3 separate regions of the Homo sapiens genome follow, and all the other regions are linked to region 1. A link is an interaction called in ENCODE POLR2A ChIA-PET data of the cell type or tissue named here. Cell type or tissue: MCF 10A. All regions are shown on one strand. Links, peaks and the distances in the headings refer to the core of each region. The heading gives the core; the rest is flanking DNA. Region 1 holds the start of LINC01275 (long intergenic non-protein coding RNA 1275). Region 2 has its middle 13 kb from the start of LINC01271. Region 3 has its middle 14 kb from the start of SCREEM1.

Evidence for each region. ChIA-PET counts read pairs that join two places held together with the same protein. Peaks named below come from ENCODE experiments on the same cell type or tissue, not always from the same donor. Only the 100,000 strongest peaks of a DNase experiment are listed, where the experiment ranks them.
Region 2: POLR2A ChIA-PET joins it to region 1 with 6 read pairs; 4 of 35 experiments call an interaction of 5 or more read pairs at or near these places.
Region 3: POLR2A ChIA-PET joins it to region 1 with 5 read pairs; 5 of 35 experiments call an interaction of 5 or more read pairs at or near these places.

Annotation. Positions count from the first base shown.
Region 1 is chr20:50,159,717-50,170,336 of GRCh38, reverse strand. LINC01275 (long intergenic non-protein coding RNA 1275) reads left to right here and starts at 4,137. Exons shown (of 2, transcript NR_183899.1): 1 at 4,137-4,307; 2 at 7,242-7,570. RefSeq lists an enhancer at 3,596-4,795. In MCF 10A, for the core only: no CTCF peak of the experiment used is centred there; a DNase peak (open chromatin) is centred at 4,206.
Region 2 is chr20:50,329,131-50,339,750 of GRCh38, reverse strand. No RefSeq gene overlaps it. Among named protein-coding and RNA genes, the nearest start is that of LINC01271, 13 kb to the right of the region's middle. RefSeq lists an enhancer at 438-637. In MCF 10A, for the core only: no CTCF peak of the experiment used is centred there; DNase peaks (open chromatin) are centred at 4,430, 5,010, 5,710 and 7,760.
Region 3 is chr20:50,011,552-50,022,171 of GRCh38, reverse strand. No RefSeq gene overlaps it. Among named protein-coding and RNA genes, the nearest start is that of SCREEM1, 14 kb to the left of the region's middle. RefSeq lists an enhancer at 5,661-6,388. In MCF 10A, for the core only: no CTCF peak of the experiment used is centred there; DNase peaks (open chromatin) are centred at 1,701 and 2,131.

The DNA of each region.
Region 1 (10,620 bases), core at 2,293-7,292:
GATTATATCACATGCATGCTTATTGGTTTGTTGTGTTCTCTGCACTAGACTGTAAGCTCCAGGAGGGCAGGACCCAGGCCTCATCCCCTGCTGTATCCCTGGCACCTAGATGAGATTGTCAGTCACTGACATCTTTATTGAAATGTTGTTTCAATAAATTATTAAATAAATTAGTTCTTTCACCCAGCCCTCACCAATAATCTGTAACACGGGCCTTAGGATCCTTATTTTATTTTATTTTTTTTGAGACAGAGTCTTGCTCTGTCTCCCAGGCTGGAGTGCAGTGGCGTGATCTCAGCTCACTGCAACCTCTGCCTCCCAGGTTCAAGTGATTCTCTTGCCTCAGCCTCCCGAGTAGCTGGGATTACAGGCACACGCCACCACACCCAGCTAATTTTTGTATTCTTAGTAGAGATGGGGTTTCACCATGTTGGCCAGGCTGGTCTCGAACTCTTGACCTTGTGATCTGCCCGCCTCAGCCTCCCAAAGTTCTGGGATTAAAGGCATGAGCCACCGCACCTGGCCCAGAATCCTTATTTTACAGAAGAAGAAAGTGAGGCTCAGAGAAAGTCCCAAATCCACCCAGGCTCACCCAGCTAGTAAGTAGTGAAGCTGGAATTTGAACCCAAGTCTATGCTTGCAACCTCCACACCCAGGCCACCTCCTTGCCTTGACCTTCCTTCCAAATCTCTCCCTGCTCTGTGCCTTCCCAAACCACCCTCACACAATTGCCCCGAACCTCTCTTCTTCTAGAAATTCCCAATACGTAACCAAGCTGGGCTGCAGTATCCCTTTGTGCCAGCAGGTGTCACCAGAGAATCCAGAAAGCCATAGTCCGCGGTCTTGCACTCCAGAGCACAGTTCATACTCTGATTTACTTAATCACTTTTAAGGATATTTCCAAGTTTTTGCTCCACAAAGGAAGGTGCAGCTGCATCCTGGCACCTGTGTTCATGTGCTATGTGGTGAGAATTTCCCTGGGAATGGATTCCTAGAAATGCAATTGCAAAAGAGCAAAAATAACTTTAAATTGCATAGATTTAAAGATTTGCTAAGCCGGGTTTACAACTGAGAAATGTGAGACCCAGAGAGGGCACATGGGTGGCTCAGGGGCACACAGCTAGCTAGTGGAAAGGCCAGATTTAGAACTAGTAGTACTAGCTCCTCTGGGCCAGGCGCGGTGGCTTACACCTGTAATCCCAGCACTTTGGAAGGCCAAGGTGGGCAAATCACTTGAGCCAAAGAGTTCGAGACCAGCCTGGTAGAGTGAGACCTTGTCGTTAAAAAAAATACAGAAAAAAAATCAGCCAGGCACGGTGGTACACACCTGCAGTCCTAGCACTTTTGGAGACCAAGGTGGGCAGATCACTTGAATCCTGGAGTTTGAGATCAGCCTGGGCAACATAGTGAGACCATGTCTCTATAAAAAATACATATATATATCTCCAGCTGTGGTGGCACACATCTGTAGTTCCAGCTACTCAGGAGGCTGAGGTGAGAGGACTGCTGGAGCCCAAGAGGTCAAGGCAGCAGTGAGCCGTGATCACACCACTGCACTCCAGCCTGGGCAACAGAGCGAGACCCTGTGTCAGAAAGAACTAGCCTCCAGCCATGAATATTTCTACTGCACCTGGACGTTGCTCCCACCTAGGCTAAGGCAGAGTCTTTGTGCATGAATCTGTATGGGGGCCTGGATCTGACTGCTTCTTTGGTTATTCAATCATCCATTTATTCATTAGACAAACTACAATGGTGGGATACAGGCTCCATGCTGTAAGAAAGGTTCAAATAACAACTGCCTCCTAGTCAAAAAGTAGTTTGTTTTCCTCTCTCATATTAATCTGAATGAAAGTGATCCAGAGCTGCATAGTTGCTTTACGGTGTCAGGAACCCAGTCTTTTGCTATCTTGCGCTCTTTTTGTTGAAGACAACTGGCAGTTTTCATCTTATGGTCCAAAATGGCTGCCCAAGGCTGGACACAGTGGCACATGCCTGTAATCCCAGCACTTTGGGAGTCCAAGGTGGGCGGACCACTTGAGCTCAAGAGTTCAAGACCAGCCTGGGCAACATGGTGAAACCTCATCTCTACAAAAAAAAATTAACCAAGCGTGGCGGCAGGTGCCTGTTGTCCCAGCTACTTGGGAGGCTGGGTGGATCGCTTGAACCCGGGAGGTGGAGGTTGCAGTGAGCTGAGATCGCACCACTGCACTCCAGCCTGGGTGACAGAGTGAGACCCTGTCTCAAAAAAAAAAAAACCCTATGTTGACTTCTAGTCAACATAGTACTGGTAGTTCTAGCCAGAGCAATTAGGAATGAAAAAGAAATCAGGCCAGGCGCAGTGGCTCACGCCTGTAATCCCAGCACTTTGGGAGGCCGACGCGGGTGGATCACGAGGTCAGGAGATCGAGACCATCCTGGCTAATACGGTGAAACCCCGTCTCTACTAAAAATACAGAAAAATTAGCTGGGCGCGGTGGCGGGTGCCTGTAGTCCCAGCTACTCGAGAGGCTGAGGCAGGAGAATGGCGTGAACCCGGGAGGTGGAGCTTGCAGTGAGCCGAGATCGAGCCACTGCACTCCAGCCTGGGCGAAAGAGTGAGACTCCATCTCAAAAAAAAAAAGAAAAAGAAATCAAAGGCATCCAAACGGAAAGGAAGAAGTAAAATAATCTCTGCTCTCCAATGATATGATCTTATATGTAGAAACCCTAAAGATTTCACAAACTAAGAAAAAACTGTTAGAATTAATAAATGAATGCAGCAAAGTAGCAAGATACAAAGTCAGCACACAAAAATCAGTTACTTTTCTCTACACTGACAGTGAGTGATCTGAAACAAAAATTATAAAAACAATTTCATTTACAATAATATCAAAAAGAAGAAAATCCTTAGGAATTAATCCAAAAAGTGAAAAACTTGTACAATGAAAACTACAAAACAGGCCAGGCTTGGTGGCTCCTGCCTGTAATCCCATCACTTTGGGAGGCCAAGGTGGGCAGATCACCTGAGGTCAGGAGTTCAAGACCAGCCTGGCCAACAAGGTGAAACCCCACCTCTGCTAAAAATACAAAAAATCAGCCGGGCGTGGTGGCACTCACCTGTAGTCCCAGCTACTCGGGAGGCTGAGGCAGGAGATTTGCTTGAACCTGGGAGGCGGAGGTTGCAGTGAACTGAGATAGCGCCACCGCACTCCAGCCTGGGTGACAAAGCAAAACTCCATCTCCAAAATAATAATAATAATAATAAGTGTTGGTGATGATGTAGAGAAATTGGAACCCTTGTGCACTGTTGGAATATAAAATGGAACAGCCAGGCCGGACGTGGAGGCTCACGCCTATAATCCTAGCACTTTGGGAGGCTGAGGCAGGTGGATCACTTGAGGTCAAGAGTTCAAGATCAGCCTGGCCAACATGGTGAAACCTTGTCTCTACTAGAATACAAAAATTAGCTGGGCATGGTGGCGCACACCTGTAATCCCAGCTACTTGGGTACCTGAGGCAGGAGAATGGCTTGAACCTGGGAGGCGGAGGTTGCAATAAGCCAAGATCACGCCACTGCACTCCAGCCTGGACAACAAGAGCAAAACTCCGTCTCAAAAAAATAAACAAATAAACAATAAATAAATAAATAAAATTTAAAAATGGAACAGCCAACCTGGAAAACAGTATGGCAGTTCTTCAACAAATTAAACACAGAAATTACCATATGATGCAGCAGTTCCACTTCTGGGTATATACCCAAAAGAATTGAAAGCAAGATCTTGAAGAAATATTTGTACACCCATATTCCATTAGCAACAGTGTTTACGATAGCTAAAAAGTGGAAACAACCTAAGTGTCCATCATCATCGATCACATGAACAAACAAGCAAAATGTGGTCCTTCAGCCTTAAAAAGGAATGAAGTTCTGACTCAAGCTATAATGTGAATGAAAGAGAGAGAGAAAAAAAAAGAGAAGAGAAGAGAAAAGAAGAAAAGGCAGCCGCTTTTCAAATGAGCTGACCCTGAGCCAGGCTTCTAGGAGCCAGAGGTGACTCAGCAGAGGCCCCACCCTCGATTCGCATGGGGAGACATTCCGGGGCAGCCTCCCGCTGACGTGTCTCAGCACATAATCACAAAGAGCCAAGCACGCATGAGTCAGAAGCAGTTATATCCCTAAGTCATAAAGCAGCAGCTGGGCCCAAGATTCCTGGCATCCTTCCAATCTCACCTCCCCCGCCCTATTTACCCAGGAGCAAAAGAAGCGGAGGGAAGCAACACAGCGCAGCGTGACTACGTGCTTGATCTGTCTCCTCCTAACGGGCATGCAGGTTGGTTCCAGTTTCCAGCGATCCTAAACACACTTGGCTGGACCTCCCTGTGCCTACAGAGGTGGGATTTTGTGACATAGGTGGGGGGAAATGGAATTGCTGGGGTGAATTGTAGATCCACGGGAGCTCCATTGCAACAGAAAAAGGCATGCCTCTTCAGTTTACTTACAGGTCAGGATTTCTAACCTTGGCCCCATTGACATCCTGGACTGGGTCATTCTTTGTTGTCAGGCAGCGGGGGAACCGTCCTCTGTAGGATGTTTAGCAGCATCCGTGGCTTCTACCCAATAGATGCCAGTAAATCACCACCTCCAGTTGTGACAACCAAAAATTTCTCCAGACATTGCCAAATGTCCCCTGGGAGTCAAAATCACCCCCAACTGAGAACCATTGCTGTAACTGTACAGAGCCTATGAGGATGAGGAGGATTTCTTTTTCTTTTCTTTTTTTTTTTAGACAGAGTCTCGCTGTGTCGCGCAAGCTGGAGTGCAGTGGCGCAGTCTCAGCTCTCTGCAACCTCTGCCTCCTGTGCTCAAGTGATTCTCCTGCCTCAGCCTCCCGAGTAGCCAGGATTATAGGCATGCGCCACCGCGCCCAGCCAATTTTTGTATTTTTAGTAAAGACGGGGTTTCACCATGTTGCCCAGGCTAGTCTTGAACTCCTGACCTCAGGTGATCCACCTGCCTCGGCCTCCCAAAGTGCTGGGATTACAGGCATGAGCCACCGCGCCTGGCCTACGAGGAGGATTTCTAAGCACAGATTCTTTAAACAGGTTTTATGTGTTATTGACTTTCTTCTCTTTGGGCAGAAGGACATTTTACCTCCCTAGAAGGGGTGCAATGACATTGATAGTCACTAGTTTAAGAATAAGAGATGTCCCTTGCAAGCAGACTCAGAGAAAAAAAAAAGGGTCTCAGTTCCTAATTGGGATAAATAACGAGATTTGAATCTGAACGATAGAAATTAAATTATAGGCCAGGCGCAGTGACTCACACCTGTAATCCCACTGCTTTGGGAGGCCGAGGCAGACAGATGACGAGGTCAGGAGATCGAGACCATCCTGGCCAACATGGTGAACCCCATCTCTACTAAAAAAAAAAAATACAAAAATTAACTGGGTGTGGTGGCGTGTGCCTGTAGTCCCAGCTACTCGGGAGGCTGAGGCAGGAGAATTGCTTTAACCTGGGAGGCGGAGGTAGCGGTGAGCCAAGATCACGCCATTGCACTCCAGCCTGGGCAACAAGAGCGAAACTCCATCTCAAAAAAAAAAAAAAAAAAAGAAAAGAAAGAAAAGAAGTTAAATTATAGCATTGCACCAATGTGACATTTTCTGATTTTAAAAACTATAGAGTTCCTATAAGATAATGTCTTTGTTCTTAAGAAATACACACTGAAGAATTTAGGGTAAAAAGGCATTATGTCTGTAACTGACTCTCAAATGGTTCCGAAAAAATGGTACACATGGAGAGAAAGAAGGATAAATCACGTGTAGCAAAATGTTGATAATTAGGGTATTGAGAGTTTATTGTACTATTCTTGCAACTTTCTGTAAATTTGAAAAAAAATTGAATTATTATTTTTAAAGGCATTTTTTTAGAAACTCACCTATGTTTTGTTCTAGTTTTTAAAGCAAGTTTTAATCTGTCATTCCCACCTGCTCCCAGGAAAAGGAAAAACATCATTGTATGATTGTGCCCTGGATCTAGACACAATTAGGGCACAGTCCCAAGAGGCTTCCAGAAAAAGGTTCTCAGTATAAGTGTGGCAGGCAGGAAGATCTCTTGCGTATATTTGTAAAATGCCTGGAAAGAAATTCCACCGAACATAAACAGTGGGTGGTGATGGTCCTATTGTCTATTGTGTCCCTCTGTAACCACCCTCTCCCTGCACTTGCCCCCTTCCCCAGGCAACCCAGGTGCCTTAGGTAAGTGACCCCATTCCCTGCCCTGCCTTGGAGGGCCGGATGAGTCAAAGAGTAATCTTATCCCTCTGCTAGTGAGTACAAATGAAGTCTGTGGGCCAACAAGGAGCGAGGAGCAGTTTCCTGGAAGCCCTGGGCTGGTGTTTGACTTGCTTTGAGATAGAATAAATGGGAGAAAGAGACTTTATGGGACATCTGGGCCTAGGGCTCCTGGATGCTGTGCTGAAAACACCACGTACAGAAGCCAGTCTAACCTTCTGGATGATGAGAGCCCAGATGCAGTACAGAGGTGCCCCAGCCAACAATCAGCTGCTATCTGAATCCCATCTGGATCCCATCTGAATCCCATGTCACCATGAATGAGGCCACCTTAGCCCAGCCAGCACAGCTGAAAGCCAGAAGCAGCCGCATGCACAAGCCCAGGGGAAGCCCACAGAGGAACCACCAGCCAACACACAGAATTGCAAGCAGTTAAGCAACTAAGATTAAGACAACAATTTTAAAATGAACCAGGTCCGGCCGGGTGCGGTGGCTCTCAGGCCTGTAATCCCAGCACTTTGGGAGGCCGAAGCGAGCGGGTCACCGGAGGTTGGGAGTTCGAGACCAGCCTGACCAACATGGAGAAACCCCGTCTCTACTAAAAATACAAAGTTAGCCAGGCGTGGTGGCGCATGCCTGTAATCCCAGCTACTCGGGAGGCTGAAGTAAGGTTATAACATGGCCTGGCGTGCAGTACGTGCTCAATAAATGCTCACCGTTATTGTTGATCAGGCATTTCTGATCTTGTCCCCTATGCCATTCACTATGAGGGCTCACGATGACAGGCAAGAAACAAGTAATCTACTAGGGAAATAATTGGGGAACTCTCAGGAACACCACAATGGCTAGAGAGCCTAGGAAAGCAGTTCATACACTGGAGGCCAAAAAGAAGGACTCGTGCCTGCCATGTGTGTGGCAGAAGCTTCCGAGTATCAACTATTAATAATATCATTTTCCTTTCTTATTATTAATAGAACCCCAGCTTTTAAGTTGGTCTCCGCAGAGGACAACTGCATTCTCCAGCCTCCTGTACAGCAGAGAGTGCCATGTGACTAAGACCAAGTTCTAACCAGTGGGATCAAAGCAGGGAAGTGTTGCCTTCTTTGCCCCTTCCTGCTGGCTGGAATATGACAAAACGGCTGCAGCATGAGCAACCTTCTTGGGCCCTGAGGTGGAAGCCACCTGTTGGTTGACCGACCAGATGGTGGAGTGACCAGATAGAAGGGGCCTGGTGATTGTGGATTCTGCCACACTACCTCTGGTCCCCTATACCTATGTGAAAGGAAAAGAAATGTCTGCCATGTTCGTGTGTGTGTGTGTGTGTGTAGTGTGTGTGTGTGTGTGTGTGTCTGCCATGTTTAAGCCACTATAACTTTGGGATATCTGTGGCTTATAGTCAAATCTAATCCAAACAAATGCACCTCTATGTCCCCCTCACAGATAAGAAGATTGATGCAAGGGAACCCCTGATGTGGCCATAACACAAAGATAGCTTCAACCACCACCGATACGGAGCTGGACTCCGCCCTTCCTGGCCTCCTGGCCTTTTATTCCCCGCTAATTCCTCTGGATTCCTAATGACTCCCATTCCCTGCATGCACACCAGGTACAGTCACATCTCCTGGCGTTTACTCTTGCCATACCCAGTGTCCAGCTTCCCTCCCTTATCTTTGTTTTGTTTTGTTTTTTGAGACGGAGTCTTGCTCTGTCGCCCAGGCTGGAGTGCAGTGGTGTGATCTCGGCTCACTGCAACCTCCGCCTCCCGGGTTCAAGCCATTCTCCTGCCACAGCCTCCCCAGTAGTTGAGATTACAGGCACAGGCACGTGCCACCACGCCCAGCTAATTTTTGTGTTTTTAGTAGAGATGGGGTTTCCCATGTTAGCCAGGCTGGTCTCGAACTCCTGGCCTCAAGTAATCCACCCGCCTCGGCCTCCCAAAGTGCTGGGATTACAGGTGTGAGCCACCACACCCGGCACCTTACCTTACCTTTTCTCCTTGGTAAAAACACTGGAGAAGTTGGCCAGGTGCAGTGGCTCACACCTGTAATCCCAGCACCTTGGGAGGCCGAGGCGGGCGGATCACGAGGTCAGGAGATTGAGACCATCATGGCTAACACGGTGAAACCCCGTCCCTACTAAACATACAAAAAAATTAGCCGGGTGTGGTGGTGGGCGCCTGTCGTCCCAGCTACTTGGGAGGCTGAGGCAAGAGAATGGCATGAACCCCAGAGGCGGAGGTTGCAGTGAGCCAAGATCACGCCACTGCGTTCCAGCCTGGGTGGCAGAGCAAGACTCCATCTCAAAAAAAAAAAAAAAAAAAAACGAAACATTGGACAACTTAACTTCTCTGAACCTCAGTTTCCTTTTCTGGAAAATGGGGCCAAATAGCAAGTTGTATGCAAACTGCCTGCCACAGAGCAATAGCCACCTTCAAACACAGTTCCCCACACCTTTCTCGCTGATCCTTCCCTGATCTCAGGCCCCACACTCTGCAAGCAAGAAAAAATATAGCAAAATAAAAACAGAATCCAGGCCAGGCACGGTGGCTCATGCCTGTAATCCTAGCACTTTGGGAGGCCAAGGCAGGTGGATCACCTGAGGTCAGGAGTTCAAGACCAGCCTGAACAACATGGAGAAACCCCGTCTCTACTAAAAAATACAAAATTAGCTGGGCGTGGTGGTGCATGCCTGTAATCCCAGCTAGTCAGGAGGCTGAGGCAGGAGAATCGCTTGAACCCAGGAGGCAGAGGTTGCCGTGAGCCGAGATCACACCATTGCACTCCAACCTAAGCAACAAGAGCAAAACTCCATCTCAAAAAACAAACAAACAAACAAACAAAAACAGAATCCACTGGATTCCTATATCAGTGAAGTTCAAAGGAAAGTTTCAGTTCAGGTAAGGTTTGTTCCAGTGGCTCAGTGCTAACAGTAATAGCTAAAATTTATTGAAGGCGGGTGTAGTGGCTCACACCTATAATCCCAGCACTTTGGGAGGCCGAGGCAGGTGGGTCACTTGAGGTCAGGAGTTTGAGACCAGCCTGGCCAACATGGCAAAACCCCATCTCTACTAAGAATACAAAAATTAGCTGGGCGTGGTGACAGGCACCTGTAATCCCAGCTACTTGAGAGGCTGAGGCAGGAGAATCACTTGTACCCCAGAGGCGGAGGTTGCAGTGAGCCGAGATCGAGCCATTGCACTCCAGCCCGGATGACAGAGTGAGACTCTGTCTCAAAAAAATAAAATAAAATAAAATTTATTGAGGGTTTACAATATACCAGGCACTCTTCTAACAACTATGTATGTATTAACTTATCTTCATAACAACCCTATGAAGCTGGCACTCTGCTAGGATCCCCATTTTTACAGGAGGAAACTGACATCCTGAGAGAGTAAATAATTTGCCCATGGTCACACAGCACACAAGTGGTGGAGCTGAGACTTAACCTAAGTCTGTCTGACTGGAAAGGTAGGGCTGCTTTCAGGTGAAGCTTGATCCAGGCACTTAAAGGTCTCAGCAAGGACCTGGTTTCTCTTGGTCTCTCCTTTTTGCTTCCTCTAATGTTGCACTCACCCTGAGGATGATGCCCCCATGGCTGCCAGCAGATTCTGATGAGACTTGCTTTCTTATTCACATCCCAATTCCATACCAGGATCCTGAAGTCCACTGTCATAGACCATCTGAAGTCACATGCTCATCCCTGAACCAATCACTGCATCCCAGGGGACTGGACAATGTAGCTTGGCTTGTGCTAAATTCAGGGGCTGAGAACAGGGGCAGCAAGAGAGATTCCTCCAAAACTTCAGGGCATTTTTTTTTTTCTTTTTTGAGATGGAGTCTCACTCTGTCACCCAGGCTGGAGTGTGATCTTGGCTCACTGCAACCTACACCTCCCGGGTTCAGCGATTCTCCTGCCCCAGCCTCCCGAGTAGCTGGGACTACAGGCACGTGCCACCACACCCGGCTACTTTTTTTGTATTTTTAGTAGGGACGGGGTTTCACCATGTTAGCCAGCATGGTCTCGATGTCCTGACCTCATGATCCGCCTGCCTTGGCCTCCCAAAGTGCTGGGATTACAGGCGTGAGCCACCGTACCCAGCCAATTCAGGGTATTATTTCTATGAAGGAGCAGGAATGGATGTCGGCAGCCAGGAACAGATATCCACATGCCCATGTCTCACATGTTTCGAAAAGAACCTTTTGTGGAAAAGAGGAAGTTTGGGGACAGCTGTGCCACAGTCCAGACAGGCAACATCTGGTTCTGATCAGTCCCTCCAGGACACCCCCCACCCCCAGGGAAGGAAGCCTTCCTGTCCACACTCTTGTCCCTTGTCAGGAGGTGGACACACTGAGG
Region 2 (10,620 bases), core at 3,627-8,626, 170 kb before region 1:
GTGAGGAAACTGAGTCTCAGAGAGGTGAAGTTACCCACCCAAGGTCACACAGCCAGCAAGTGGCAGAGCTGGAGTTTGCCCCCACATCCCTGTGGCTCCCAAAGCCAGCCTCTTCCCATCCCATCAGCTGCCTCTGTGTCTGGCGTGAGTCAGGAGGCTGGATTGCTGGGAGGGGGAGAGCTTTTTAGAGCTGCTTTTTGGAGCCTCCTGGCTCTGCCTGGCACATCCCCTCCTTCCCCACCCATGCCTTCTCCCTTGCCCTCAGCCACCCCCAGCTGCCTGCGGTGAGTGCCTAACATTTAAGGCTATCCCCTCCCAAGTGCAGATTGGATTTTTTTCTTTCCATAAGTCCCCATTATGCCCCAGTAGACTGGATTTTGGGCAATAGAAAAAACGAGCCTAAAGAACTCCAGCGCTAATTGGGGGTGACAGGCAGGGGCTCGGGGCCTCTGGAGCAGCCTGGCTCTGTCTCTAATTTGCAGAGTGGCCAGGGTAAGTCCCTGGCTTCCAAAGTCATGCTTGTTTGAAGGACAATCACTTTCTTTTTCTTGTAAAAGGAAGATAAATTGTCAGCCTGTCGGTTTCATTATGAGCTCGTCCGCTGTCTTTCCAGTAACTGAGGGCGAGAGGCTGAGCCGCTGCCCAGAGGCTGCCTGTGAGGCCTTGGGGGCTGTGGTTGATGCCACCTGGCCTCCTTCGCATCACCTCCCTCTCAACACCCCTCCCACCCCCTCCAATAATTGTGGTATTTGGTTTTCCCTCAACACCAAATGTGAAACTCTCCTGGAGGGAGTGCAAAAGGAAGTCTGTGAATCTCTGAACTGTGGTTGAATGAAGGTATTCTTAGGCGCCTGCTTGCAAGGATGGTGAACTTCTGGTGCTAAAAGCAGAATTGCTTTTCAGTAAATGTTATTACTCAAAAGGAAGTTGTTACCACCACAGCCACCTCGAGCCTCTTCCAACTGCCACTCTGTCTGCCAGGCCAAGTGGGGAAAGGGTCTCTCAGTGGCTCCCAATGACCCCATCCAGCCCCCAGGGGAAGGTCTTGCTATCTCAGCTGACCCTGGAGGCCTGAAGCTGAAGTGCAAACAACCACAGTCTGCCTAGGCAGAGTATCTCAAGGTAGGGGCTGTTTGCTGACTCAGCATTTAAAAGTCCCAAAGCTTGAGTGATCTTGGCTGAGCTGGGCTGGAGCTACAGGTGGGGTTGGGGGCACACAAGAAAGCTGCCCGTTGGCTGCAAGGTTGGCTGTTTTTTGAGAGCTGTTGTCCATCTTGGCAATGCACCTTGCCTAACCCCTATTTCCTCTTCTCTAAAATGGAAAGGTGATCATACCTCAATGGAAAGAGCTAGCATATTGATTACTCTAGTAGATACTTAATAAGTGGTGAGGTTATTATCAACAGTGAAAATGATTCTGGATTTAAATCAGACAGACCAGGGCTCAGATCTCAGCTCTGCCACCTACTAGTTGCACAACCTTGGACAAGTCCATTCCCCTCACCAAGTCTCGGTTTTCTCTGGATCACGCAGGAGTGATTATAGCACCTACTGCTCAAAGTTGTTGGGAGAATTCCGTGAGCTGCAGCACGTAAGTCACAAGGCACACAATAGGTATGCAGTAGGCATGGGTTCCACTCCTGCTCCATTTTGCCTTACAGAGGATCACCCCCCAGGCTGTGTCCCCACCTGAGCAGTCCCAACCACAGGCTCCAGGTGGAGAGACACCCATGAAAGTTTGCACCCACCGGGGTCCAGAGGGCAGACAAGAAGCGACCAGGCCAAACTCAGGGGAGTGGAATGGACCACTCAGCAGACACTTCCCTGCAAGAAAGAAGTCAAAACAAACCCCCTGGCTGGTGAGACATGATCCCAATCTAGAGCTCTCAGAGGATGCTCTCGGGTCCAATCCTCTGCCTGCCTCTACCTGTAGCCTTTTCTACAGCCCGGAAAAGTGGCAATTTCATTTACTGGGCAGCCACTGCAAGTGAGCATTGTGCTCTGCATGTCTCATGAATCACGTCATCGTGTCCCCCCAGCAACCCCACGAGACAGTTCCTCTCATTGCTCAGCACCTGCAGGTGTGGAAACTGAGGCCCAAGGAGGTGAAGGGACTGGTAGCTGAGATTTGAACCCAGCCCATCCCATTGTCAAGTCACACACATAATCACCGCACTACTTCCGTTATCTGAGAACAGTGTGTCTGTGTTACCAAAGATATAATTATATTTAGTAGTGTCTGGGTATAGAAAATTGTATAATATATTCTTTTTAAAATGTATTCTTTTGAGATTATTATAGATTTACATGCAGTTGTAAGAAATAAACAGAGAGAGTCCATATACCCTTTCCAGTTTCCCCCAATGTTAACAGTCACAATAAAGATATTGACAGTGATATAGTCAAGATACAGACATTTCTATCACCACGAGGATCCCTCATTGCCCTTGTATAACCAAACCCATCTCCCACCCCCAACCCTGCCCCCGAGCCATGGCAACCACTAATCTGTTCTCCATTTCTATAATTGTGTGGTTTCAAGAATGTTACATAAATGGAATCATATAGTTTATGTAACCTTTGAGGACTGGTTTTTTTCACTCAGCATAATTCTCTGAAGATTTATTCAAATTGTGTGTTATCAATATTTTATTCCTTTGTATTGCAAGTAGCAGTCCATAGTATGGATATAACACAGCTTTTTTTAGTTAAAAAAAACCATAGACAGGCTTCCGGGTGGTTTACCAGTTTTTGCCTATTATGAAGAGAGCTGCTATGAAGATTTGAGCATAAGTTTTTGCACAAACATAAGTTTTCATTTTTATGTCCAGGATTGCAACTGCCAAGTCATAAGGCAGTTTTTAAAAAACTGTTTTCCAGAATACGGTACCGTTTTACATTCCCATCAGGAATGTATGAGTGTTCTAGTGTCTCCATTCCTCACCAGTGATTGAATGCGAAAGTTCCCATCGTTTTTTATTTTGGTCATTCTGATAGGTGTGTAGCAATATCCGATTGTGGCCTTAATTTGCATTTCCCTAATGGCTAATGATGTTGAACATTTTTTCATGTGTTTATTTCCATCTGCATGTTCTTTTCAGTGAAATATTTGTTTGTGTCTTTTGCTCATTTTCTATTTGGATTTTTTTAACTGCTGACTTTTGAGAGTTCTCGAGAATTCCGTCAAGTTTTAAGAATTCTAGGTACTAGTTCTTTGTCAGATATGCAGTTTGCAAATATATTCTCCTAATCTGTAGCTTGTCTTTTCCTCCTCTTAATTGGGCCTCTCATGGGTTAAAAGTTTTCAACTTTGATGAGGTCCGATTTATCAATTTTTTTCCTTTTATGAATTGTGCTTTTGGTTTTCACATCTAGTAATTCTTTGCCTAGCCTTAGATTCTGAAGACTGATTTTCTCCTGCTTTTTTCTAAATGTTTTATAGCTTTATGTTTTATCTTTAAGTCTATGATCCATTTTGAGTGAAGTTTTGTATAACGTGTGAGGTTTAGGTCAATGTGCTTTGTTTCTTGCGTGTGGATGTCAAATTGCCCCAGCACGATCTGTTGAAAAGGCTTTTTATCTTCCATTGAACTGCTTTTGCATCTTTGTCAAAAATCTTTTGGGCACATTTGTGCGTGTCTATTCTTGGGTTCTCTACTCTGTTCCACTGTTGCATGCATCTGTCCCTCTGCCAACCAGACTGTCTTGATTACCACAGCTGAACAGTAAACCTTAGCATTGCATCAAATGAGCCCTCCCACCTATAGAAAATTGTATATTGTATTTTAATTCATTGAGAAGTGAGGTGGCAAATCTCTGTCCTTCAACTTATTTATTTAAAGAGAGAATAATATTTTCCACGGAGGTAGGGTGGCCGAGCGGTCTAAGGCACTGTATTAAGACTCCAGTCTCTTCAGAGGCATGGGTTTGAATCCCACTGCTGCCAACTTACTGGCCAGGTGTGGTGGCTCACGTCTGTAATCCCAGCACTTTGGAAGGCCAGGGTGGGTGGATCACTTGAGGTCAGGAGTTTGAGACTAGCCTGGCCAACATGGCGAAACTTCGTCTCTACTAAAAACACAAAAATTAACTGGTGGTGCACCTCTGTAATCCCAGCTACTGAGGAGCCTGAGGCAGGGGGAAGTGCTTAAACCAGGAGGCTGAGGTTGCAGTGAGCTGAGATGGTACTATCTGCATGCCAGCCTGGGAGTCAGAGCAAGATTCTGTCTCAAAAAATAAATAAATAAAGTAAAATAAAATAAAAATAAAAAGAGAATACTGAGACAGAGATGACCAAGGATCCACCAAAGACTCATACTCCTCCTCCTAAGTGTTGTAGGTAAGCAGTCACCCACCCAGGAGACTACATTTCCCAACTGCCTTTGCATCTAGGTGGAACCATGTGATAAATTCTATCCAGTGAAATGTGAGGGGAACTGATGTGTACGTCATTCTCGGCTGAGCTGGTTGAGCATGGGTTTCTCCTCTATCACCTCTTCTGGCAGCTGGCTGGATGTTGATCCTCAGGGAGACCTTGGAAGCTACCTGTTGCAGATGACTGAGCCCCCATCTGTCAGATTCCTGAGTGACTGACTGCATGAAGCAGAGCTCCTCCTCCTCATTGACCATCCTAACAATAAGAAATGTCTGCATTTACAAATGAAATGTTGTAATACTATGAAATTTTAAGAATTGAAATAAAAAATACAACTTATAAAATGTCCATCCATGTACAACTTAAAACCTCTTCATATACCCCTGGCATATTTATGGTCTGGGAAATATACATATGTGTGTGTGTGTGTGTGTGTGTGTGTATATATATATATATACACACACACACACACATATACATATTTTGTTTGTTTGTTTGTTTTTTGAGACAAGGTCTTGCTCTGTTGCCCAGGCTGGAGTGTAGTGACATGATCTCGGTTCACTGAAACTTTTGCCTCCCAGGTTCAAATGATTCCTGTGCCTCAGCCTCCCAAGTAGCTAGGATTACAGGCATGCGCCAACACGCCTGGCTAAGTTTTGCATTTTTAGTAGAGACAGGGTTTCCCCATGTTGGCCAGGCTTCTCTCAAACTCCTGGCCTCAAATGATCCTCCCACCTCGGCCTCCCAAAGTGCTGGGATAACAGGCGTGAGCCATGGCGACTGGCAGGAAATACATATTCTAAATCCTATGAGAGATATTAATCCACACTCTTCCTCCTACAGCTAGAAAAACAGAGGCTCAGAGAGGGAAGGGGTTTGCCCAAGGTCACACAGTTAATCCAGGACTGAGCCCAAGTAATTCCACTCATTAAATATAACTGATTTCCATGAACTTTTGATTCCTTCTTTTAAAAAAGGATGGGCAAGTCTGAGCGTGTGTCATCCAAGACTCCAAGTGGACAATTATAAAAACAAATCATAATTAATAATTCCTTATGAAACAAGTCAGAGAACTTCCAGGGTTGGGTGGCGCCAGTTTTGGGGAGAAGTAATTTTAAGACTTCCCGCCTTTCACAGGGTTGAGGGAGCAATTTAAAATAAGCTCTAATAAACACGGCTCATACAGCTGTGACCTTTAGAATGAAGGTCTCGCCTTCAAAAGCCGATCAGCCTTCATGATGTGGGGTTTGCCTGTGCGCTGAGGTTTAAAAAAAAAAAAAAAAAAAGACCATGAGGAATTTATGGGAAACAACAACTCCTTGCGGTTGCTGAACCAAGTGAGTCAAAGGGCGTCAGAGAGAGCAATTTTGGAGCACACAGGAGGGAGGTGCCAAGGACTCCTTTGCCAGACTTGCAGCCCCGGGTACTGAGGACAAGCCTGCTCTGCTACTGAATAGCTGTGAGTCCTTGGTCACCGACTTCACCACTCTGTGCCTCAGTTTCCCCATCTATGAAGTAGGGATTATAAAAGAACTCTCCCCACAAGGGTAGGTAATGTGTGCAAAGCTCTGAGCACAGTGCCTGGCATATAGTTGGTTTTCCATTTACCCTTGTAACATTATTACAGGATGAATTCCCCTCTGAGGACAAAGAATTGAGATAGCTGTTCTCCCGTGTTCTGCAGTTCTCAGCCCAGACTTCGCATTTTAAAAATACTGGATCTCGCCCCAGAGATTCCACTGCAGTGGCTTTGGGGGTAGGCATGGGCATAGGAATCTTTAAGGGTTACCAGGCAAATCTAGTGGGCAGCTGAGTCTGACAGCCCCTTCCTAAGGACGGCACAGTCTCATTGTGGTTCTCAGCCATTTACATCGTATTGTAATAAAACATTGCTCCACCATGTTCCCTTTTTTCTATGTTTGTTTTTAAGCTCTAACCATGTGGCTGCCCATATGTCCAGTTCATTTCTTTTAATTTCTAATTTCTGCTTCCTCCACATTTGTCTCCCAGCATGGACTCCAGGCTGCCTGCCCTCTGGCCCTCTCCCCGTAGGACTTCATGACAAACTCACTCCCTGCATGCCCTTGTCCGGTTGAGAATTTGGGAATTTCTTTGAGACTTCATATTATTATGAAAGGTGAAGCCAGTGATCCCAGTAACGGAATCTGAATCTCAGGGGGATGGGGCTCCAGCCCCCAAAGTTTTTTAAATGCTATCCTAGTGATTCTGAAGAGGATTTAGAATCGGGACCCATTAGCTGAACCACAACATCCATCATGGAAATACCAGGAAAGTTCAGGGGAAAGAGGAAAAGTCAATGAGCTGAAATTGCCATTCCAATCCCTTTATCTGGACGTTCACTGAGGGCCCAATAACAACCAGGCCCTGGGGACAGATAGGAGACCACAGTTTGTTCAGAGGGGCCAGGAGAGCAGAACTCAAGACTGCGTGACATGCATGTTCTTAACGCCCAAGATGTAAAACCTTTGACCTTAAGTTGTTCACTCCCCTGTGGGACAGGCAATTACAATCCACTGTGATTCATGCAGATATTAGAAACTCATGAAGTGATTGACTGATTTAGGAGGGTCAGGGAAGGCTTCCCCGAGGGGGTGACATCTGAGATGGGCTTTGAAGAGTAGGTAGGAGTCAGGTTGCAAAAGGTCAGGAACCAGGAAACATTTGTAGCAGATGCTGTTGCTGCCCGGCCCGCGTCCCCTAGACAGATGCCCACTCTCGCTCACTGCAGATGTCTGCTTAAGTGCTTTCATTTGGCCATGGGTGCACGCTCAGCTAGAAGTTCCAGAGAGTTGGAACTAGCCCCTGGAATTAGCCCGCAGCTCACGACTGGGGGAAGTCGGAAGATACATGATCTCTTCCCTTGCAACTGGGTTGGAATGACTGAAGCGCATGCTCTTCGCTGTCTCCCAGAGTTCCCTGGTGGGTCTGAGGTCTAGTTGCCCACAGCGGTGATTGGTTTAATAACATTTATTTTATTTTCTTTCTTCCCTATTTTGATTACCCAACCTGCTATGGGTGCTTCCTGAGATCACCACCCAAAATATACTCCTTGCACTCAAATTCGTGTCTGAGGGCCTGTTTCTGGGAGAACTCAGTGGAGGAGACTGCATGTGCAGAGGTCCCGAGGCCAGAAGCCACACAGCATGTGCAGGGAGGTGACCAGCAGCTTGTGCACAGAGTGGAATTTGGAGGAAAGGCTGAAGAGGCCAGAGACACAGGTCAGGAGCAGCCAAGCGGGCCTCCACCACCGCACAGAGGTCCTGGGCTTCTTCCCACATTCTCTGGTTGGAGTAGGCAGGGCAATGAGCTGGTTATGCAGATACCTTGAGGATGTTTGGGTAGGGCTGGCAGGCTGGAGAGTGCCAAATTCTCCAGTCATTGCTTCAGTGAACTACCTGGCCTTTGAGTTTATTTGAACAAGATTCAATTCTGCCCTGGACAAAGACAGAAGATTGGCAAGTGGCCACTGGTTTTGAGTGGTTAGTGACAGCCCAGCAGAGTAATGGTTGACCATTCAGTTTGGCTTCCAAGGGAGGGTCCCACTCCAGAGAAAAGGGCCCCCCCACCTCATCCCCCATCCTGCAGCCTTGATTCTTAGACCTCCCACCCAATGGGTCAGCAGCGCCTGCCCAAGATTCTGCTTTCTCTGACTCTCTCTCCCGTGCAGTGCCCAGCCTTGGGGGAAAGCGGACACCTGGAACTCCAGACAGGGTTCAGGCGGAGACACAGCGATCCCATCACACTCTAGGGCTCTGGAGGAAATGATGGTGCCAGTCAGGGTCTTAGTTTGCTGCTCTGTCTAATGGGCCTGTGGGTCCCGGGTGTGGCCACAGGACTGTGAGAGAATTTGAGAATTTCTTTGAGACTTCATATTATTATGGAAGTTGAACCCAGTGATCCCAGTAACCCAGAGAATCCTGCAATATCTAAATTAGGGCCCAGCCAAGCCTCTCATTTTACAGAGGAGAGAAACTAAGACCCGGAGAGGGAAAGAGGCTTACCTGAGTTCATCCAGCAAGGCAGTGTTAGGGAAGAACTGTGGCTCTTATGCCAAGTGTGACGGGGTGACATGGGACATGAGAAATTTTTATCTGAGCCACACTGTCCAGGTCCATACCTTGCCTTCCATACTCTAGCCGGGTGATCCTGGGGGCGTGTTACTTAGTCTCTTTGAGCCTCAGTTTTCCCCTCTGTGCAATGGTGACCGTGACACCCCCTCACAGGACCACCGTGAGCACTTAGTAGCGGCCCCCTTTCTTACCCCTCACCCTGCAGAACAACTCTGGAGGACAAAAAGAAACACCGTCCCCAGCTGTCCACAGAGAGCCCAGAGCCAGCTTCATCTATTAGCTTCCCCTCCTTGCTTCAAAAAATGAATCTACTCTGGGAGACTTGGGGGTCCACCCAGATAGGGATCATCTCTGTGCCTGGCCATGGTGCTCCCCACCATGCCTCCATCATGCCCCTCCCCTGTGGACCGCAGAAGCCTCCGGGGCTCGCTTGACAGGTTACGCCTCAAAGTTCAGTTCAGTTGCAGCAAAGTTAAGTTGCTGACTTGCCAGCAACTTCCCACCCTGGCTGGAGCAGGGCCAGGCAGGGAGGAAGAACAAAGGCTTTTGTCTGCCCAGCCTCAGAGGAGGGTGAGAAATAGAAATCCTGCCCAATCATGTGGAAGCCCCCAGAGCTCCCTGCTCGGGCTTGGGGCCAGGGGAGGCAAGTCAGGGCAGCCACGTGAGAGACCCACAGCACAGGGATGGGAAGCGACGCTGGGAGAAATGTCCATCCGCCCACCATCTATCCACCCACCCATCTACCCATCCACTCACCCACCCATCCGCCCATCATTCCTTCCATCCGTCAACCCTTTCATCCACCCATTAGTATACCCTTCTATCCATCTATCCATCCATCCCTTCCCTCTCTCACTCCCTTGATCCATTCATCCACCCACCCATCTACCCATCCATTCATCCATCTATCCACTCCTCATTCCCTCCATCCATCCACCCACCCATCTATCCACCCACCCGTCCATCCAAATATCCATCCAACCATCTATCCGTCCATTCAGCTGTCCATCCATCCATCCATCCATCCATCCATCCATCCATCCATCCACTCATCTATCCACCCACCCCTCCATCCAAACATCCATCCAACCATCTATCCATCCATCCATCCATCCATCCATCCATCCATTCATTCATCCATCCATCTATCCATCCACTCATTAATCTACCCATCCATTCATCCATCTATCCCACCCTTCCTCCCTCATATCATACATCCATTTCTCCACCCATTTATTCATCCATCCATTCATCCACCCATCTATCCATCCCACAAGCACATATTGAGCATCATGGAGGCCAGGCCCTGGGTTGGGCACTGGGGATACAGCTGTGAACAAAGTCTCTGCTCTCATGGTTCTAATATTCTAGGCAGGTAGTGGACAAAAAGAAACTATATAAATACGTAATATAATGACAGAAGGTGATAAATGCTAGGAATAAAAATAAACCTAGGTAGGAAAGCAACACGCAGAGCCACTATAGATGGAGTGGTCAATGAAGACAAGAAATGATAGGCTAGATCTGGCAGGGGAATAAGTACAAGGGCCCTGAGGCAGGATTGAGCTCAGCATGTTGGAGCGACAGCCTAGAGACCAGTGAGGTCATCATGAATGGAAGGAAGGGGAGGGGAGCAGGGGGTAAAGCTGGAGGGGCTCTGGGAGCAGGAGACCCAGCTCTGTATAGTCAGAGGATGGTTCCTCTCCTTCTTTGGACCTTGGTCTTCTTATCTGTATAATGAAGTCCTGGGTGAGATCATCCTTTCCTATCTGAGGCTCTGGCATTTAAAAAAGATGGTCTTGCTCTTTCCTGGGGATCTATAGGAGCAGGGTCTAGACTGTAAAGGTAAAGAATGCAGGCTCTGGGCAGGCGCAGTAGCTCATGCCTATAATCCTAGCACTTTGGGAGGCTGAGGCAGGCAGATCTCTTGAGCTCAGGAGTTTGAGACCAGCCTGGGCAACATGGAGAAACACCCTCTCCACAAAAAAAAAAAAAAAAAAAAAAAGCAAAAATTAGCCTGGTTAGGTGGTATGTATCTGTAATCCCAGCTACTCAGGAGGCTGAGGTGGGAGGATGGCTTGAGCCCAGGAGGTAGAGATTGCAGTGAGCTGAGATCATGTCACTGCACTCCAGCCTGGGCAACAGAGCCAGACC
Region 3 (10,620 bases), core at 3-5,002, 150 kb after region 1:
GTTAGCCAGGATGGTCTCGATCTCCTGACCTCATGATCTAATTTTTGTATTTCTAATAGAGACGGGGTTCCGCCATGTTGGCGAGACTGATCTCGAATTCCTGACCTCAGGTGATCCACCTGCCTCAGCTTCCAAAGTGCCGGGATTACAGACATGAGCCATGGCACCTGGCTAATTTTTGTATTTTTAGTAGAGACGGGGTTTCACCATGTTGGCCAGGCTGGTCTCAAACTCCTGACCTCAAATGATCCGCCCGCCTCGGCCTCCCAAACTGTTGGGATTACAGGTGTGAGCCACTGTGCCCAGCCTGTTTTTGCTAAATCTGACTATCCTAGTCTGGCAGGAAATAAATGTTCGATAATGTTCTCTAAATGAATGAATGAATGAATGAAGCTAAAGTGTACTGGCTGAAGGAATACAAAAATGAATGAGTGATTGAAGAAATGGCAGTATCTCCTTCCTTCCCTATTGTAAACTCTAATATGGTCTACTAGGTCCAAAATACTGGACACTGATACCATATAATTGAGATATGTAAGGTTTTTTACTTTAAGTAAAATTTGATAGTTTTATTTTTAATAAATAGAATTTTAGGGAAACTTAACAATTTTTTTTAATGAAGGAAAACTGGTTTCTCACCCAAACCACACAAGTCAAAGAATTCTTCACTATAAAATGAACTTTGTTTCATAAAATATGTATGAAAGCAAGTTACTAATATTCTAAACCATTTAAAAACTGCATACAAAGTTAACACATCAATATTTTCTACAAAACAAAAGAGCATTTAATTCCAAATGGCCTAACCACATCCTAGTTATAGAACTTCAGGGTCCACTCCAGGGACATAAGTCCAAGTATTGTTGGAATTCAGAGATCCTGTAGACTTATGGATCTATCAGTGACAAGTGAGAAGCTTATCCCATCCCAAATAGAGAGTATAAGTTCAAAATCATGATACATTAAACAAAACATTTTAGTGAATATATTAAAGAATTAAACTCACATATGGCAAAGAACAGAAGTGTGACAGATGAGAAAACTCAAAAATACTCTAACATATGTTTTGGTCCTCTGGCACTTTAATCAATTGAATCAATGTAAATTTTAAGATTGCCAATATTTCTTTGTGAATCTGACACCAAAAAGGCAGCTGGAGAAACAGCATCAAGCGACAATATGGAGAACATAAAAATGGACTCTCATAGGCCAGGCGCGGTGGCTCACACCTGTAATCTCGGCACTTTGGAAGGCCGAGGCAGGCGGATCACCTGAGTTCAGGAGTTTGAGACCAGCCTGGCCAACATGGTGAAAGCCCATCTCTACTAAAAATACAAAAATTAGCGGGTGTGGTGGTGCATGCCTGTAGTCCTGGCTGCTTGGGAGGCTGAGGCAGGAGAATTGCTTGAACCCAGGAGGCGGAAGTTGCAGTGAGCCAAGATTGCGCCACTGTGCTCCAGCCTGGGTGACAGAGTGAGACTCTGTCTCACAAAAACAACAACAAGAAAAACAAAAACAAATGAATGAGTGATTGAAAGCCCTTTTTTATAGGCATTATTACTACGGTTATTACTCTTTTCTCACTTATGGTTCAAAAGTTCCTGCTTTTGAGAACCATCTTTCTCCTTTCTTTGGCTCATGACAGCAGGCTGGAGGAAGCCGAGGCTTGCAGAGGGAAATGACTCACCCAAGGCCCTCCAGGCCTGTCTGCATCTGAGGTCGAGGCCTTTTCACACTTCCAGGCAGCTTCTGCCCTCCACACAATCATAACACCTGTCCCAGCCTCACATACAGGACCCCTTCAAATCTCACACAGCCCCATGGAGCTGGGGCAACTGCCAACCAAGAGACTGAGGCTCAGAGAAGTGATGGGACCCCTCTGAGCTCATGGTGGCATCTCCGGGATGCTGCTGTCATCCAGGGGCCCTAGAGCTGTGGCTGGCAGAACTCCAGGCTTGGCTATCAACTGGTGACTCCTGCAGCCCCATGCCTACCTGCCCTGGCCGCCGCTGGACCAAGACCCAGTGAGCAATTACTCAGCCCAGGCTGAACTGCGTGGAGGAAAATCCTCCTTTGCAGCTTTGCTCCCTCGGGCTCCACAGCCGGGAACTACCTCCCCCAAGGCCAGTTCATCTCCTGGCAGCGCTGGCAGATGTAGAAACCCAGGCCTGTCTGTGAGCTGGCAGCAGGTAGGAGGCTGGCAGAGCTTGTGCCAGGCACTCTGCCAATGTAGCCAGCGCTGTTTCATTCAGTCACTCAACAAACATTTATGGAGGGTCTGCTGGGCCAAACACTGGGTCCATTCCTTGTTGGCTGTTGGAAGAAGTAGATCAGATCATGAGTGTTTAAAAAGAGCCTAGCGCACAGCAAGCGCTCATGTAGCTATCCTTCTTCCCTGAGCAACTACTGTGTGCCTGGCACCATGTGTGGCCCTGTTTGGCCTGAGAGGGAGATAGGATCAGACAAGGAAATCAGAGTAAAGAAGAGCCTGGGAAACTGATCAAACCTGTTACGGCTCATGGAGCATATACTCCTGTGCTGGGCACAGCCCTGGCACTGTCTCACTTAAGTCATGACAGCCCTGAGCAGTGGGATTGCTACTATCCCTGCTACACAGAGTGGAAAGAGAAGGCCAGGACTCTGCTACAGGATTAGCACTGCTCTAAGATCTCCCGGCCAGGCACGGTGGCTCACGCCTGTAATCCCAGCACTCTGGGAGGTCGAGGTGGGTGGATGGCTTGAGGTCAGGAGCTCGAGACCAGCCTAGACAACATATTTAGGAGAGAAAGAGCAATTGCAGAACACCTACTAATTGAGTCAACTCCCTTCAATGAGCAATCTATTCATCCATCCATCCATTCATTCATTCAACAAATCTTTATTAAGACCCAGCACAAGGCAGGCACTGGAGATGCAGCAGTGAATAAAATAAGCAAAACTAAAGCTTCCTACAGTACCAGTAAGAGCACAGAGTCTGGAGCCAGATGCCTGGGTTCAAGTCCCAGCTCTGCCACCCACCAGCTGTGTGGTCTCGGGCAAGAAGCTTGACCACTCTGAAACTCAGTTTCTTTTATTTTCTGAGATGAAGTTTTGCTCTTGTTGCCCAGGGTGGAGTGCAGTGGCACAACCTTGGCTCACTGCAACCTCCGCCTCCCAGGTTCAAGCAATTCTCCTGCCTCAGCCTCCCGAGTTCAAATAATTCTCCTGCCTCAGCCTCTCGAGTAGCTGGGATTACAGAGATCTGCCACCACGCCAGGCTAATTTTTTGTATTTTTAGTAGAGATGGGATTTTACTATATTGGCCAGGCTGGTCTTGAACTCCTGACCTCAGGTGATCCACCCGCCTTGACCTCCCAAAGTGCTGGGATTACAGACATGAACCATCATGGCTGGCCCCTAAGCACAACCTTTAACCTTGGTCTTCCAGGCCCTACAAGACCCTAGACACCCAGTGTCCCAAGAACCACCTGCATCTGAATGTCCACTGGGTGTTCATCTCCTCTGCCTTTGCCCCAAACGCACAAATATGCATCTGCTGGTGTGGGGCCCCAGGATCTGCATTTTATTTATTTTTTTTGAGACGGAGTTTCGCTCTTGTTGCCCAGGCTGGAGTGCAATGGCACAATCTTGGCTCACTGCAACCTTTGCCTCCTGGATTCAAGCAATTCTCCTGCCTCAGCCTCCCAAGTAGCTGGGATCACAGGAATGTGCCACCACACCCGGCTAATTTTTTGTATTTCTCATAGAGATGGGGTTTCACCATGTTGGCCAGGCTAGTCTCAAACTCCTGACCTCAGGTGATCCATCCGCCTCAGCCTCCCAAAGTTCTGGGGTTACAGACATGTGCCACTGCGCCCTGCCAGGGATCTGCATTTTAATAGGTGTCACTGGTGATGGCTGTACTGGGGCCCAACATGGCCAACTAGGCTTGGAACTGGGCAGAGATGCAAGTCATCCAGGCAGAGGTGAGAGCAGGACCAGGATGTGAGATGGGCTGGAGTAAGCTCTGGTTTATTTCAGACAGGAAGGAGAGTGAGGAAGGGGTTAGGAGGAAGGATAGAGGGAAGGAGTAGGAATGGAGGGAGGGAGGGAGGGAAGGAAGGAGGGAGAAGGGAAGGAAGAGAGAGGAAGGAAGGGATGGATGGAGGAAGAGAGGAAGGAAAGGAGGAGGTAGGGAGGGGGAGAAAGAAAGAAAGAGGAGAAAGAGAGAAAGAGGAAGAACGAAAGAAGGAAAGAATTTTCATTTGTCCCAAGCTTGCCCAAATTGAGTTTGCAGCCAGACCACAGGGCTTTCATTTTCTCCCGATTTTTCTGCCAGAGGCAGAAAACATTCTCCCTTGGGAAGCTCAGAAATAGCTGAGCTCAAAAACTAGGCTGGGTGAGGATTTCAGGCTACAGGGAGGGATTTATACCAAAGGCCTCTGTAGAGTCTGGAGGTTAAGGACACAGCCACTGGCGCCAGTCGGCCTGGGTTCAAATCCCAGTTCTGCCCCCTTCCTGGCTCTGTGACCTTGGATTTGGCCTCAGTTTCTCTCCCACAAAGCAGGAATCAACAACAGTCCCAGGCATGATTGCATCTGGGCATTCACATTTCATCCGTGGGACTTGCCTCCTCTCCATCTTTGCAGCCTCCACTCAGCCAAGCCTCTCCTCAACAAGGCAGGATGAACCCCCAAGTCCAGGATTCCACCCAGCCCATTTAGCAACCCCAATAGAAACGAAGTGCCTCTTTCCCCATGGGTCCAGCAAAAATCCCAGGCCTGTCTCTCATTGGCTGAGAGGATGCAGTTGTCCTGATTGGTCAGTACTGAGTGCATGCCCCACCCAAAACCCTTGGACTGAGGCACAGAGAAAGGAGAGTCCATGCTGGGTGGGAACTTAAAACAGATGTCCCTACAAGGGCCCACAAGGGACAAGAATAGGAGAGAAGCCACTGGCTGGGCACGGTGGCTCAGGCCTGTAATCTCAGGACTTTCGGAGGTGGCGGTGGGTGGATCGCTTGAGGTCAGGAGTTCCAGACCAGCCTGGACAACATGGCGAAACCCCGTCTCTACTAAAAATACAAAAATTAGCCAAGCATGGTGGCGGGTGCCTGTAGTCCCAGCTACTTGGGAGGCTGAGGCAGGAGAATTGCTTGAACCAGGGAGGTGGAGGTTGCAGTGAGCTGAGATTTTGCCACTATACTCCACCTTGAGCGACAGAGCGAGACTCTGTCTCCAAAAAATAAAATAAAATAAAAATACAAAAATTAGCTGGGCGTGGTGGCCCATGCCTGTAATCTCAGCTACTCAGGAGACTGAGGCAGGAGGATCCCTTGAACCTGGGAGGTGGGGGTTGCAGTAAGCTATGATCACACCATTGCACTCCAGCCTGGGTGACAGTGTGAGACCCTGTCTCAATTAAAAAAAAAAAAAAAAAGAGAGAGAGAGAGAAAGAGAGAGAGAGAGACAGAGAAGCCAACACAGCACTGGTTGAGCACCTAGCATGTGCCAAGTGCTTTCACATGATCCTGTTAAGCCTCCCGACAAACCTGCCTGATGATGTTGCTTTGGGAAACAGGAAAGGGAGCCTTGGAGGAGGTGAACAGACCAGGCCAAAGCCACCCAGAGCAAGCTCTGCTTCTAAGCCCTTCCCTCCACTCCGGCCCTGCCTGATCTCGACCTCCACGAGGGGGGAACTAATAGGGGCCGTTCATCAGACACTCGCTGCAAGAACAGTCGCTGCCGTTTCCCCATGGCTGAGTCCCTGCTACCCTGTCCCCGGATACCCCTGAGGCTCTGAGTGCTCCAGGCCCTTGCCCTGGGTCACACAGCAGGGAGAGGGGAGCCAGGGTCTGCACCCAGAGCTGCCTAAATCTAATTAGGGCCTGAAAGTCAGGGCTGGCTCCCACCGTCGGGGCCAGGGTTACAGTGGGAGGAGCCTGCCGCCTTTCCAGCGACCTCCTGGACCTTGTCTCAGCTGGAAGAGGGCCCCAGCCTCTGCTCTCATCTGGATGTGACAAGAAACAGCCCAGCAGCTCACCCTAGACAGGGCAGGGGCGGAGCTGGAGAGGGTGGGAAGGGAGGCGCCAGCCATGCTCCCTGAGGAGTGGTGAGGAGAGCAGGCGCCGGGGATGGAAGGCCTGGGTTTGAACCCATCTCTGCCCCTTAAACCCTGTGTGAACTGGCGAGTACCTGACCTCTCTGGTCTCCTCTGCAAAGTACGTCCAGGCAACCTCCTGGGGGTGTGGGAAGCCCCCAGGAGCTGGTGCTTGTAGCTAACATTTACGAAGCCCCAAGCCTGGCCAAAACCTGGGATTGGCCTAGGATGAGCAAGCACTTCCTTCATCACCGCCTGCGGGGAGGGAGGTGCTCTTATTATTACCTCCACTTTACAGAGAAGAAACTGAGACACAGAGGAGGTGACTTGCCAGATGATAGTTACACAGTCAGGAAGTGTCAGAGCACGGACTGGAACCCAGGCAGACCTGGCTCCAGAGCCCACCTCTTCGCCACTCCCCAGCGCCGGAATGCAGTCAAGTTCCAGGTTAGCAGCTCCTTACCCTGTTGCTGTTGACATCTACCAGGGTTTCTGGAGTTAGGGTCCTACCCTGGTCTGGAAACGGAGGCGGGGGGAGGGGGGGAGGGGACGAGGGGGCGCGGTGGGGGGTGGGGGGAACGTCCCTATATTCCATCCCCAACAGCCACCCTGCCAAGGAAATGGGCCCGGAGGGGGTATGTGCGGCGCCCAAGGGTGCACAGCCGTGGGGTCAGGTGTGGCTTATCAGGGCAGCATCTTCCCCGCCGGCATCTCCTGGATCCCCCTCATTTATACTCTCTCTCTCTACCCCCCGCTGTGGGGCGGGGGCTGCCTCCATGCCGGCTCCACGCTGACTCCACGCTGGCTACAGGACATTTGTTACTGTGTCAGTTCTAGCTCCCACCCCGATGGGGGGGCCGGCAGGCAGGGGGCTTCCTGGCGGCCCTGGGAGGGAGGAATGCGCCCCCACCCCCAGCCCCATATGGCCTCCTTCCTGGCCCATCTGCTTCCCATTGCCCTACGCGGCTGCTGCGGGGCCGCTGGAGCCCGCCCGCAGGGGTGTGAAGTTTATGTGGCTGGGCCTGGAGCCGGCGGTGACAGGGCCACACACGTTCACACAGACACACACTGGACACCGCCCACCAACCCTGCTGCATGTGTGCTCACACACACACATCAGTCCACCCCCCACGTCCCCAAATACACCCACAGTCTCACATTCACTCCCATCAACTAACACCAGAGACTTTCAACTCACACACACACACCAGTGAACGCCATACCAAACCCTGACACACACGTACACAACGCACTCTCAGAACGGACCCCTGCTCACACACACAGCCACACACAACACGCTGACTCACACTGCCTGACACCCTTCCTAGATGTGCCCCTACACTCACACCTGCACACACACACACACATCCACCCCAACACACAAAGACACACCAGCTTACCCAGATGACACAAACACAAAACGGTGACTTCCACACAGGCCCAGACCTCGGAGAGGCCATTGGATGGGGAAGGGGCCCCCTCCAAGGCACAGGACGGCCTCTCCCCCAACCCCTCTATCAAGAGCCCAGACCCCTGTGCCAACACAGGCCACACGCTGTCCCACCTCCTCCTTATTCAACCCTAGAGGCCGAGGAGGCCATTCCTCAGAGGAGGCCTGGAGACCAGCAGCCACTGGCCGAGGTCTCCAGGGAGTGTGGGCAGAGACCGATTCCAACCCAGGCCACCTACACTGGGCACTCAGCACTCCAGCTCAAACCCCTGAGGGAGCCCCCATCTGACTCCCCTCCTTCTGGGCACCTGCACCATCCCCAGTGAGATCCTATCACTCACCACCACCTCCAGGGCCCTCGAAGAGAATTCAGGGATCTGTGAACTTGGACTGGGGGAAAAAAAGGGATGTCCTGATTTTCACTAACCGCCAACTGGAATTTGGCATTTCCTTCCCTTACGAGCAGACGTGGGAAACCACAGTGGCAGTAGCTGGACGGTGGCTTTGTCAATCAGAAATCCTTTGTCCATGTCTCTTTACAGTGTCATAGAAAGAGCATTCGTCCTCTTCCTGATTTCAAAATTACCATAGTTGGCTGGGCATGGTGGCTTGCGCCTGTAATCCCAGCACTTTGGGAGGCTGAGGAGTTTGAGGCCAGCCTGGGCAACATGGTGAACCCTGTCTCTACCAAAAATACAAAAAATTATCTGGGTGTGGTGGTGTGGGCCTCTGGTCCCAGCTACTCAGGGAGCTGAGGTGGGAGGATTGCTTGGGCCTGGGTGGTGGAGGCTGCAGTGAGCCATAATCATTCCACTGCACTCCAGCCTGGGCAACAGAGTAAGTGCCTGTTTCAAAAATAAATAAATAAACAAAAACCAAAAAGCACAGCTGTCACCATATCAAACATTCAGCTATTAAATATTTTAATGACTTTAGTTTAATATAATGTTTTACTTTAATGCTATACAATTTCATTTATAAAGGTAAATCTAAGGCTGGGCGTGGTGGCTCATGCCTATAATCCCAGCACTTTGGGAGGCTGAGGTGGGCGGATCACGAGGTCAGGAGTTTGAGACTAGCCTGGCCAACATGGTGAAACTCCATCTCTACTAAAATTTAGCCAGGCATGGTGGTGCGTGCCTGTCGTTCCAGCTACTCAGGAGGCTGAGGCAGGAGAATTGCTTGAACCCGGGAGGTGGAGGTTGTGGTGAGCTGAGATTGCCCCACTGCACTCCAGCCTGGGCAACAGAGCGAGACTCTGTCTCAAAAAAAAAAAAAATATATATATATATATATATATACACACACACACACACACACATGAATCTAAATGTATAATAAAAAAGGGATCTATGGCACAGGAGCTGATCAGAGCCCCGAACTAGGCCCAGGTACTGTATTCTTACACACTTCTACTATTATAGCTTTTTACAGTGAGGACCACAGTACAGCTGGAATAGCTTGCCCAATTCTAAATGGCTGAGCCAGGATTTGAACCCAGGCAGCTGGCTCACCCTTGAGCTCTAAGCTATTCTATCTGTGGGAACCCAGTGCCCAAGCCCCGCCCCCAGGAAGAGGATCCTGGGGTCTGGGAGGCCCCGTCACACACACCATCCATCCTGGGGACCTGGAAACCTCCTGTCCAGCCCAGGGCAGGTCCACCTGGCTGCCCCAGCCAGAAAGGAGCCAGGGCAGCGTTTACAATGTGTGAGAATTCTCACCCCGCAGCAGTGGCAGTCAGAGTAGGCTCCCAGCTCCCAGGCCCCGGCTCTGCTGGAGGTTCTGCAGTAAGCTGAAAATGAGCTTCCTCTGTGGGGCCCCAGGAGGCAGGAACAGCCGGTGGGTCCTGGAGCCTTATCATCCCTTATCGTTGATTCACCTGACCTTCTGCTTATCTGTAACTCAGGAAACCTGTCCTCTGCTAGCCAGAAACCAAGTCACCAGAAAGAAAGCTGAGGCTTTCTTTGTCTTCCACGGCCTGGCTTTGTCCATTCATTCATTCACTGCTTGAGCATTTCTTGAGCACCTACTGTGTGCTGGGTTGGGGGCAGAGGCTATAGCTGTGAACGAAGTCCCACCCTCACTGAGCTCACTGGCAGGTGGAGGAGACAGACAAGAAACAAGTGAACCAAAGGCATGCAAGATAATAAAAAGAAATAAGTATCTTTGCCAGGGGCAAAGAGAAGGGCCAAGGCAGCAGGGCTTAGACACATGGTCTGAGAAAGCTTCTTTAAAGAGGCGATCTTCAAGCCCCAGCCTAGCGGAAGTGAGGGAAACAGCTGCAGAGACAACAGGGGTAAGAAAGTGTTCCAGGAAGAGGGAACGGCAAATGCAAAAATCAACACCTGGCTACCCTGAGCTTCACTTCTGCCTTCTCTGAGTCTGAGTCTGAAATTGGTCCTTTGGGCCAGGTGTGATGGCTCATGCCTATGATCCCAACACTTTGGGATGCCAAGGTGGGAGGATCACCTGAGATCACGAGTTCGAGATCAGCCTGGCCGAACATGGTGAAACCCCCGTCTCTACTAAAACTACAAAAATTAACCGGGCATGGTGGGGGGTCCTTGTAGTCCCAGCTACTTGGGAGGCTGAGGCAGGAGAATCACTTGAACCCAGGAGGCCGAGGCTGCAGTGAGCCGAGATTGTGCCACTGCACTCCAGCCTGGGCAACAGACCAAGACTCCATCTAAAAAAAAAAAATAAAAATAAAAAAGAAAAGGAAAAAAAAGAAATTAGGGGTTTGCCCCTTCCCCAAGTCCCATATCCTGGAGGGTCACCTGCCTTCCCCTTCCTCCAGTCATCCTCTCATGCCTCCTCTCTCCTTCCAATCCAAGGACCCAGGGTGTTAATTATATATGCAACCTGTGCAGCTTTTCCCTTCCCTTCCCTTCCCTTCCCTCCCCTCCCCTCCTCGCTCCTCTCTCTCTCTTTTTTTTGAGACAGTCTCACTCTATCACCCAGGCTGGAGTGCAGTGGCACAATCTCGGCTCACTGCAACCTCTGCCTCCTGAGTTCAAGTGATTCTCCTGCCTCAGCCTCCCGAGTAGCTCGAACTACAGGTGCCTGCCACCATGCCTGGCTAATTTTTGTAT